2 separate regions of the Homo sapiens genome follow, and region 2 is linked to region 1. A link is a loop called in an ENCODE intact Hi-C map of the cell type or tissue named here. Cell type or tissue: sigmoid colon. All regions are shown on one strand. Each heading gives the region's core, and the rest is flanking DNA. Links, peaks and the distances in the headings are about the cores only.

Region 1 (5,377 bases), core at 83-5,082:
AGTAGATGGAATTACAGGCATGTGCCCCCACGCCCAGCTAATTTTTTTGTATTTTTAGTAGAGATGGGGTTTCACCATGTTGGCCAGGCTGGTCTCGAACTCCTGACCTCAGGTGATCCACCCACCTTGGCCTCTCAAAGTGCTGGGATTACAGGCGTGAGCCACCGCGCCCCCTCTGTTTTAACTTTTTAAAGAATACACGTAAAGTATGTGGTTTAAAAATATCCAAACAGTACAAAAAGCTGTATAGGAAAAATACATTCCTGTCCCATACCTCTCCCCCAGGCCCTTCAGAAGACACAGCTCCCCATGTTCTTATTTATTCTTCCAGAGTGTTCTACACATATATACACCCATATAGAGATACGATTCTTGTTTTGCACAAATGGTCATCTAGTATATTTATGATTTTTCTACTGTGTTTCTTAAAAAATTAACATATCTTAGAGATTTCTGTATTATAAGTACAAATCTGGTGCTTATCCTTGTCTGGATAATTCTGTGTTGTGGGTCTGTTCTGTGCACTGTAAGATATTGAGGAGCATCCCTGGCTTCTACCCACTAGATGCCAGTAGCACCCTGCTAAGTTGTGACAGTGAAGAATGTCTTTAGATGTTGCCAAATGTCCCCTGGGGCAGTAAAGTCACCCCCTGGTGAGAAGCATTGATGTAGCTCTAACTCATTCTCTGTAAAGGCTGTCCAGCCTATGGTGTATGGGGACACTACAGTTCATTATTTATATAACCAGTCCCTTGTTGGTGGATATTTAAGCTATTTCCAGTCCCTGATTAGTATAAACGATTTTTTTTTTTTTTTGAGATGGACTCTTGCTCTGTTGCCCAGGCTGGAGTGCAGCGGCGCAATCTCTGCTCACTGCAAGCTCCGCCTCCCGGGTTCATGCCATTCTCCTGCCTCAGCCTCCCGAGTAGCTGGGACTACAGGCACCCGCCCCCATGCCTGGCTGATTTTTTGTATTTTTTTAGTAGAGACAGGGTTTCACTGGGTTAGCCAGGATGGTCTCGATCTCCTGACCTCGTGATCCACCTGCCTCAGCCTCCCAAAGTGCTGGGATTACAGGCGTGAGCCACCGCGCCCGGCAACAATGTTATAATGAACGTTCTTGTGTCTTTGGCACATAGGTAAGTTTATCTGTAGGATAAACTGTTGCACATTTTCTTGTTCACCACTCAGTAAGTGTTAGTTAAGTAAGCAAAAAAATGGAAAGAGAAAGGCTGGGAGTGGTGGCTCATGCCTGTAATCTCAGCACTTTGGGAGGCTGAGGCAGGTACATCACTTGAGGTCAAGAGTTTGAGACCACTTAGCCACCATGGCGAAACCCCATCTCTACTAAAAATAATAATAATAATAATAGTAATAGGCAAGCATGGTGGCGCATGCCTGTAATCCCAGCTTCTTGGGAGGCTGAGGCACGAGAATCGCTTGAACCTGGGAAGTGGAGGTTGCAGTGAGCTGAGATCACACCACTACCCTCAAGCCTGAGTGACAGAGCAAATCAAAAAAAAAAAGAAAAGAAAAAAAAAGGAAGAAGAAGAATGTGAGCTGAGAGCTTCAGTTCTTATCTTTTAAACCAAGTCGGGGGAATCCTACCTGTTGTTGGAGGAAATGAGGTCAACCCACTGAGAAAGACAGAACCAAGAGATGGAATTTTCATTTAAGCCCCTTGATCCAGTTGTGCCTGAAGCCACCTACTCCTGGCTTTACTCATTCTGTGATCCAATGCATTCTCTTTAAGGCTTAAGCCTGTTTGAGTTGAGGTTTTATAAACTTCAACTTAAAGACTCCTGGGTATAAACAGAAGCATGACTCCTCCAAGAAGCCTGTCTGAACTCAGCCCTCCTTTCTGGCTCCCGCAGACCCTGTGCTGTCTATGCTGAGCCAAGTACCTCCTCTGTGAGAGTCACTGTTCCCTCGTTGGTCTCCTTGCCCCTGTATCTCCAGCACCTGGATCAGAGGGGATGCTCAAAAGGATCCACTGAATGAATGAGTGTTAGTGTCTTACAACTCACAGCCTCGACGCCTCTGCTCAGTGGGGGCTCAATAAATCCACACAAGAAACCTTCTGGCAGCCAGACGAACTTTCTTAACTTGATCCAGGAAGTTCTGCCAAAGGAGCAAAACAATACTCACTCCAGGGCAGGGGCTGCCCGGCAAAGGGAGGCGTTCCTGGGGTGCAGGGAGGGGCGGTCTTCCAGGAATCTCTGCCACCCTAAGCCGCTGGCTGGACATCCCTGGGCAAATGGCCCAGTGGCCTCTGAGGTCTCTGTGCTTAAACCTCCCACTCCCTTCCAGAACAGGTTTGGCCTTATTCAGAACCATCTTATTTCAGCAAATCCTGCCCCAGCTGCTGCACACAAAGCATGCTATTTACAAAGTTAATGTTTACAAAGTGTTCTGAGGGCCTGTGCACAAGTAGGACACTTTATAGGCCAGCAAAAGTGATAAGAACCTCCCCGAACGGCTTCCAATCTGTAAAGGGCCCGAATGCACACAAGTTAACACGAGGAGATCCCAAAAGACTAAGACGGAAGGACAGCAATAAGAATGTACATTTAGGCCTGGGCCAGTGGCTCACACCTGTAATCCCAGCACTTTGAGAGGCCGAAGCAGGAGGATTGCTTGGGCCCGGGAGTTCAAGGCCAGCCTGGGCAACATAGTGAGAACCTGTCTCTACAAAAAAATTCAAAAATTAGCCACATGTGGTGGCTCGTGCACATGGTTCCAATTACTCAGGAGGTTGAGGTAAGAGGAGGCACCGCCCAGGAGGCAGTGGTTGCAGTGAGCCATGATTGCACCACTCCAGCCTAGGCAACAGAACGAGATTCTGTCTTAAAGAAAAAAAGAAAGAAATGGGCCAGGCACAGTGGTTCATGCTTGTAATCGCAACACTTTGGGAGGGTGAGGTAGGAGCATCGCTTGAGCTCTGGAATTTGAGACCAGCCTGGGCAACATATCAAGACTTCGTCTCTACTAAAAATTAAAAAAATAGGCCAGGCGCAGTGGCTCACGCCTGTAATCCCAGCACTTGGGGAGGCCGAGGCAGGCGGATCACGGGGTCAGGAGATCAAGACCATCCTGGCTAACACGGTGAAATCCCGTCTTTACTAAAAATACAAAAATTAGCCAGCATGGTGGCATGTACCTGTAGTCCCAGCCACTCGGGAGGCCGAGACAGGAGAAACGTTTGAACCCAGGAGGCAGAGGTTGCAGTGAGCCGAGATCGTGCCGCTGCACGCCAGCCTGGGCAACAGAGCGAGATTCCGTCTCAAAAAAATAAATAAATAAATAAAAATAAAAAAACAAAACTTAGCCAGGTGTGGTGGTGCAACCCTGTAGTCTTAGCTACTTGGGAGGCTGAGGTGGGAGGATCACTTGAGCCTGGGAAGTAGAGGCTGCAGGGAGATATGATTGTTCCACTGCACTCAAGCCTGGGGGACAGGGCAAGACCTTGTCTCAAAATAAAATAAAATAAATGCACATCTAAATGCCAGCCACATTCATGAGCATGTCATACTGACTGTTAAATGAGCACCTACTATGTGCCAAACACTGTTCTAGGTCCTAAGTGCCCAGCAATGAACAAAAGCCTTCTTTCTAGTAGAGAGAAGTGGGCAAAGAGATAAATAAATACGTTTTTTGTTTTTTGTTTTTTGTTTTTTGAGACAGAGTCTTGCACTGCCGCCCAGGCTGGAGTGCAGTGGCACCATCTTGGCTCACTGCAAGCTCTGCCTCCCGGGTTCACACCATTCTCCTGCCTCAGCCTCCTGAGTAGCTGGGACTACAGGCACCGACCACCACACCTGGCTAATTTTTTGTATTTTTAGTAAAGACGGGGTTTCACCCTGTTAGCCAGGATAGTCTCGATCTCCCGACCTTGTGATCTGTCTGCCTCGGCCTCCCAAAGTGCTGGGATTACAGGCATGAGCCACCGCGCCTGGCCAATAAGTTGTTTCAAACGCAAATAAATGTCATTTAAAATAACAACGCAGGCCAGATAAGGAGGGACTTGGGAGGGGCTTCTTTTGTTGGGAAGTCACTTCTGTTACCTACTCAATCTTCACAACCACTGGATGTCCCTGTCCCCATTTCATGGAAGAGGAGGCTGTAGCTGGGAGAGCACAGTGACCTGCCTCAGACCCAGACAGAAAGAGTAGACTTCATTAAGGGTACCCGGAATCTGTTTTAATCGAGGCTGGTAAGACACACAGACACGGAAACGACTGTCACGAAGGAAGAAGTTGATGATGTCCACAGATGCCTAAAACAGGAAGCATGGCACACCACGCAGGGCTGCACGAGGCAGCACTAGGGTGGGGCAGGAGGCAGGGGAGGTGGGGAAACATGGGCCAGCGCCTTTACTGTGGTTTCCCCAGGAAAAAATAAGCAAGGCAGGGTAAGTGGGTTTAGGATTGGCTCGTTTGAATAATTTCAGCAGGCTCTGGAGGTATAGGGGCTGTCCCTTAGTTGTCTGGTTCCTGGCTCTGGGGTGACTATGGCAGGTAGGTAGTGACCAAGATTATGAAAGTCTAATAAAATAGGCTGCTGGGGGTAGGGTTTCTGGAGGGATTGGCTTGCATTTGAAAGGCATGCTCTCCGGTGACCTGTTCACTTTCTCCAGGAATTGGACAGCTCTGGGAGGGGAAGTCCTTCCAGGGTCACCAAGGCCCCAAGATGTCAAAGCATCAGAATACAGAAAACAAAAGACATGGTTGATACACAGACCCAGCCTAGGGCTTGAGCCGCCCCTTGGGCTGTCCGCAGTCACCATGGGGACATAGACCCTGGAGGACCCTAAGAGGGACCCTCCATCTGTGGAGAGAATGCAACAGGTGGGCTTCAGCTACAAATGGAATTTCTCTTGTGCCACTCAAGATGGTCTCTTGGCATGGACTCATTAATCCCCATAAGCCTGCGGGCAGAATAAAATAAGATATAGAGAGGCACTTACACTGTGGAGCTGATGAGAAGGAAAATGAGTTTGTGCCAGAATACCAAAGAATTGTTTTATTTTCTTATAAATTCTCCCCCATTTCAATTCAGAGTTTGTTATGGAGGGTGGGAAGGGTGTCCTTGATTAAAACAACAAAAACACTGTTTTCAAAAATGTAGCTGGCTGGTGCCCATGTTGTTTTAATTTGCTGAGACCAGATTGTCCAGCCCTCATGGATTTGATCCCAGGCAGGCTAGTTTGACTTATTCAGAGAAAACTCTGTTTTTCAGCCACAAACTGTACCCCTAACCCTGGCCAAATATGTTGCAATTCCTGCTAAAGGTTCCAACAGTGGTTGTCCAGGAATCCTGAGCCCACATTCCGAGTCCCATCTCCAGACTCTCCTTGCATGCCCTCCACATGCCACTG
Region 2 (5,377 bases), core at 73-5,072, 48 kb before region 1:
GGCATGGTGGTTCACGTCTGTAATCCCAGCACTTTGGGAGGCCGAGGTGGGTCGATCACCTGAGGCCAGGAGTTCGAGACCAGTCTGACCAACATAGTGAGACCCTGTCTCTACTAAAAATGCAAAAATTAGCCAGATGTGGTGGTGTGTAGTCTTAGCTACTCGGGAAGCTGAGGCAGGAGAATTGCTTGAACCCAGGAGGCAGAGGTCGCAGTGAGCTGAGATCATGCCACTGCATTCCAGCCTGGGCGACAGAGCGAGACCCTGTCTTGAAAAAAAAAAAAAGTTCATAAAAGTTCATACAGTGCAGGACTTGAACTCCAGGAAAGTTAAACGACAGTATGAGAAGTAACTAAGAATCACCTCCGGTGGAAAGTGGCCCCGGGGCAGGGGTGATTCATCGCAAAATGGCTTCCTGAGCCCCTGAGGTCCAGCCTGGGCAGTGGCAGTGCGCGGCAATCCTGGCCCAGTGGCTCTGTCCTTCTTGGATTCCTTCCAGCAATGTCTCTTTATCAAGTCGCTCTTCCTCGGGTCTGCCAAGACTAGTCTCCCTGAGAGACTGCTCTCAGCCTTCACATCTTTTCTAGTTGATATCCCTCTAGCAGTTAATGGCTTCACCTGCCCTTCCTGTATTCCATCACCCAAAGACAAATCCAGTGTCCCTAAAACCTCACCTGTGCTCTGCAATCTCTCTCACTAGTTCCACGCTGCATCTGAGCCCTCGAGACTGCCATACAGCCTCTTACTAATTATCCACCCTGGTGCAAAAATTAGCACGTCTCAGGTTCACATGTATCCATTATACCTTCACCGATAGGGATGCAGTCTGCATAATTCACAGTTTTAGTCTGCATGGGGAATCCTGTCTCACCCATTGGCAACACTAGCATGGGGGTTGTATTACTCTTCTAGGGCTGTTGTAACTAATCACACAAACTTCGGGGGTTAAAACAACAGAAATTTATTTTCTCATGGTTCTGGAGGCTGGAAGTCTGAAATCAAGGTGCAGGCAGGGCCAAGCTCCTTCTGAAGGCTCTAGGGGACAATCCCTCCTTGCCTTTTCCAGCTTCTAGTGGCTCCTAGAATTATATTATTATTTATTTTTTGAGACAGAGTCTCACTCTGTTGCCAAGGCTGGAGTGCAGTGGCGCAATCTCAGCTCACTGCGACTTCTGCCTCCCAGATTCAATTGATTCTCCTGCCTCAGCCTCTTGAGTAGTTGGGACTACAGGCATGTGCCACTACACCCAGCTAATATTTGTATTTTTAGTGGAGACAGGATTTCGCCATGTTGGCCAGGCTGGTCTCGAAATCCCAACCTCAAGTGACCTGCCCGCCTCGGCCTCCCAAAGTGCTGGGATTACAGGCATGAGCCACCGCACCCGGCTGGCCCCTAGAATTCTTTGGTTGGTGGCTGCATACCTCCAGTCTCTGCTCTGTCTTCACATGACCTGCCTCATGCATTTTTGTGTGTCCTTTTCTGTCCCTCATAGGACACTTGCCACTGGATTTAAGGCCTGTCCTCATTCAGGATGATCTCATCTTGAACCTGGCCTAATTACATCTGCAAAAACCCTATTTCCTAATAAGATGACATTCTGAGATTCTGAGTGGATATGAATTTTAGGGGACAGTTTTCAACCCCCTGGATGGGGCTTCACAGAGAAGAGGTGCCTGGTAGTCTTTGTAACTGGCTTATTGTATATTTCAACACCCTGGACACACACATAAAAGGGTTCTTCTCTCAAGACAATTGTCAATGACATTCTTGCCAATCTCCTTTTCCCAGTCCTTTGTGGCATCATGAACAGATCCTGTAACTTTCTGGCCACTTCCCAATATTGAAAAGGCCAAGCCAGAGAGTCTGGCTCTGTCGCCCCGGCTGGAGTGCTGTGGCGTGATCTCAGCTCACTGCAACCTCTGCCTCCTGGGTTCAAGTGGTTCTGCTGCCTCAGCCACCTGAGTAGCTGGGACTACAGGCAAGTGCCACCATGCCCAGCTAATTTTTGTATTTTTAGTAAAGCCGATGTTTTGCCATGTTGGCCAGGCTGGTCTTGAACTCCTGGCCTCAAGTGATCTACCCACCTCAGCCTCCCAAAGTGCTGGGATTACAGGTGTGAGCCACCATGTCCGGCTGCCAGTTTACTTTAAAACAGCCACCTAGTCCCCATCTCCTAACTCAGGTTTGACGCACAGCCTGAGGAAACTGGAGAGGACCTGGCCACCTTTTGCTTCCTTCTCCCCGTGTTTCTGGCTCCCAAAGTACACCAAGGAGGAGGATTTCATGGGCAAACAAATTTGGCCAATGCTGCATTAAACCAAGTTACCCAGATGTCTCTACTTCAGGGTCAGTTGATGTGTGAATGTTCATCCAAGAACAGGTGGTTTCCAAACTTCTTCAGCCCAGGACACTATTTTTCCACAGAGCGTCCTACCTCCCTAGTGTTCCCCAGAGCACACTTTGTGAAACACCACACAATAAAAAGTACTGCCAAATATAAAGTATATCCACAACTATTACGTTTGCATAGCAATAGAAGATGAGTTTTTGAGTAAACACAGCAACTGTGGAACAGTTTTGTGATTTATTCAGAAAACTGGCTCCAAGATCGCTGTGGACAAGACCCAACTTGGCTGGGAGATTGTAATCCCTCAGTAGAGCCACGTGGACAGTGAAGCTGGCCGAAGTTTACTCTGAGAAAGGATCAGAGACTGAAATTGCTCTGATTTTCCTAAACCCAGCTTCTGTAGTCAGGAAGAGGTAACTGTCATATTTAAAGGCAAGTACTTTCAGGAAAAATTTGCATGATAGTGTGGTCCTATAAGTTATGCAATTCTATTATGCAAATTCAATGATAGGGACTCGGCAGATGATAATAATAATAATATAATAATAAGAGAAAAGATAGAATTAACAAATGCAAGTGGCAAGCAAAGCCTCGCCTTCTTCTCCTGGTGTAGATCTCGGATCCACCCAGTAATCTCTGCTCCCAAGGGCCTCTCAGCCTCAAGCATGAGTCTAGTATTTAAATATCTGTTGTTTTCGTATCCTACGACTTCTAAAAGCCGACCAACTTCAGCTGGTCCTCAGCTGGACAATTGGCAACCTCTTCTGATGCTGGAGAAAACCAGGCTGCCCTGGACTGATGGGGAGAAATTGACCAGCTCCCAACTTAGTGTCTTTCTAAGGATTTCCAAGGATAATTTCTGACCATTGTCTGTTCTCCCTAGAAGCTTTTTTTTTTTTTTTTTTTTTTTTGAGGCAGAAATCACACCACTGGAGTCCAGTGACTCGATCTCTGCTCACTGCAGTCTGTGCCTCCCAGGTTCAAGCAGTCCTCTCACCTCAGCCTCCCGAGTAGCTGAGACTACAGGCATGCACCATCATGCCCAACTAATTTTTGTATTTTTGGTAGAGACATGGTTTCGCCACATTGCGCAGGCTGCTCTCCAACTCCTGGCCTCAAGTGATCAGCTCCCCAGACCTCTCAAAGTGCTAGGAATACAGGCATGAGCCACTGCACCGGCCACCCCAGGAGTTTATCGAGTCACACGACCATGCCATTGAGGCTCCCCTGTAGTCTCAAAACTGAATTGAATCTAGTTTTGTCCATATAATCAAGGAGAATATTTTCTGAAAGCCAGGATTAACCCAACAATTGGATATCACGGGGGCCATCGAGGTGATAAGATGTGAGGAAAGTCAACCAAGCTCACTCCATGCCCCATTCCCAAACTCCCCCATACATACACAAGATAGCCTAGAGAAAAAAAGTTGATCTGACTGTGTTATCAGAAAGGGGTGGTATTACTCAGCAGTCTAGCCGGGATAGGTTTATCCATGTAGCTAACAGGCTGCCAAAGACCAGAGGGGATTTGAAAAGCAGTGTGGGGGCGGGGGGTTGGGGGCAGATATGGAGCCTGTACTCCACCTCTCCAGCTTTCTCCTCCTGCATAACAATTCCCACTGCCCACGGAATGATGCCCAAACTCCAGGCCCTTTGTATGCGTCTCCAGCCCTCATGAGCTGAGACCATCCCTGACCCTAAGGCAGGGTCTGGTTCTCAGTCATCTACCATTCTGCCCAGCCCTGAGCACAGATTTTGGCAGATAAGCCAGAGCTCAATGGATGAAGGTCAAATGAGTGAAAAAGGAACCCACATAAAACTCAGGTACCCTGTGCTCCAGTCTCAGCACTGCGTTATGTCAAAAATAAAATAATTTTTTGGGGGGCCAGGTGGGGTGGCTCATGCCTGCAATCCCAGCACTTTGGGAGGCAAAGGTGGGCAGATCACTTGAGGTCAGGAGTTCAAGCACCAGCCTGGCCAACAAGGTGAAACCTCGTCTCTACTAAAAATACAAAAATTAGCCAGGTGTGGTGGCGTGCGCCTGTAATCCCAGCTACTAGGGAGGCTGAGGCGGGAGAATTGCTTGAACCTGGGAGGCAGAGGTTGCAGTGAGCCAAGATGGTGCCAGTGCACTCCAGCACTCCAGCCTGGGAGACAGAGCAAGACTCTGTCTCAAAAAAAAAAAAAAAAAAAAAAAAATATATATATATATATATATATACACACACATATACATATACATATACATATATATATACATATACATATATATATACATATATATATACATATACATATATATATACATATATATATATATATATATAAACTGAAGAGCACTTGAAATCTTTACATTTCTCTGGGAACACCAAAAAAAAAAATTCCAATTTATATAAAGTAAAGCAAAACTTTTGAATGTTTAGATCTCACCTCCATGGCAGTTGGCTCCAAAATCTCTATTAAATTCCTTCAAACTCTCCTTCAGATCTCACTTCTCTCTTCCCCTTCCAAATATAACTTCCACTATTTCCTGGGAGTGCAGGGAGGCTGGTTAAGCACACGGGCTTCGGGGCACAACTTGCTGAGTTTAAATTTAGTCCTGTCACTGTCTAACTTGGGCAGGTACTTGGCCCATGGTAAGCACTCAATAAATGTAATCCATTGTTGTTAGTTATTAGTATTCTTCAAATTCTGTTGGCTTCTCCAATATTTTTTTTCACTTAGCCCACTTTTCCATCCATGCAGCAAGGAAAGTGTATTCATTTCCCAGGGGTGCCATAAGAAATCATCACAAACTTGGGGGCTTAAAACCACAGAAATCGATGTCCCCACAGTTCTGGAGGCCAGAAGTCCAAAATCAAGGTAGCGGCGGGGCCACGCCCCCTCCAAAGGCTCTCCCGGAGATTCAGTTCCTCGCCTCCTCCAGCCTCTGGTGGCTTTTAGCATTCCTTGGGTCGTGGCTGCGTCGCCCCAATCCCTGCCTCTGTCTCCACGTGGCCTTCCCCTGGCCTCTCTTGTCTGTGTCTCTT

What was found. Peaks named below come from ENCODE experiments on the same cell type or tissue, not always from the same donor. Only the 100,000 strongest peaks of a DNase experiment are listed, where the experiment ranks them.
Region 2: a loop joins it to region 1, with 3 times the contacts of the local background. A loop is called at or near these places in 23 of 110 quality-filtered maps.

What each region holds. Positions count from the first base shown.
Region 1 is chr12:116,590,147-116,595,523 of GRCh38, forward strand. No RefSeq gene overlaps it. Among named protein-coding and RNA genes, the nearest start is that of MAP1LC3B2, 33 kb to the left of the region's middle. In sigmoid colon, for the core only: no CTCF peak of the experiment used is centred there; DNase peaks (open chromatin) are centred at 2,114, 2,135 and 4,299; H3K27ac peaks cover 1,543 bases.
Region 2 is chr12:116,542,312-116,547,688 of GRCh38, forward strand. No RefSeq gene overlaps it. Among named protein-coding and RNA genes, the nearest start is that of LINC00173, 12 kb to the left of the region's middle. In sigmoid colon, for the core only: no CTCF peak of the experiment used is centred there; DNase peaks (open chromatin) are centred at 1,160, 2,416, 2,650 and 3,068.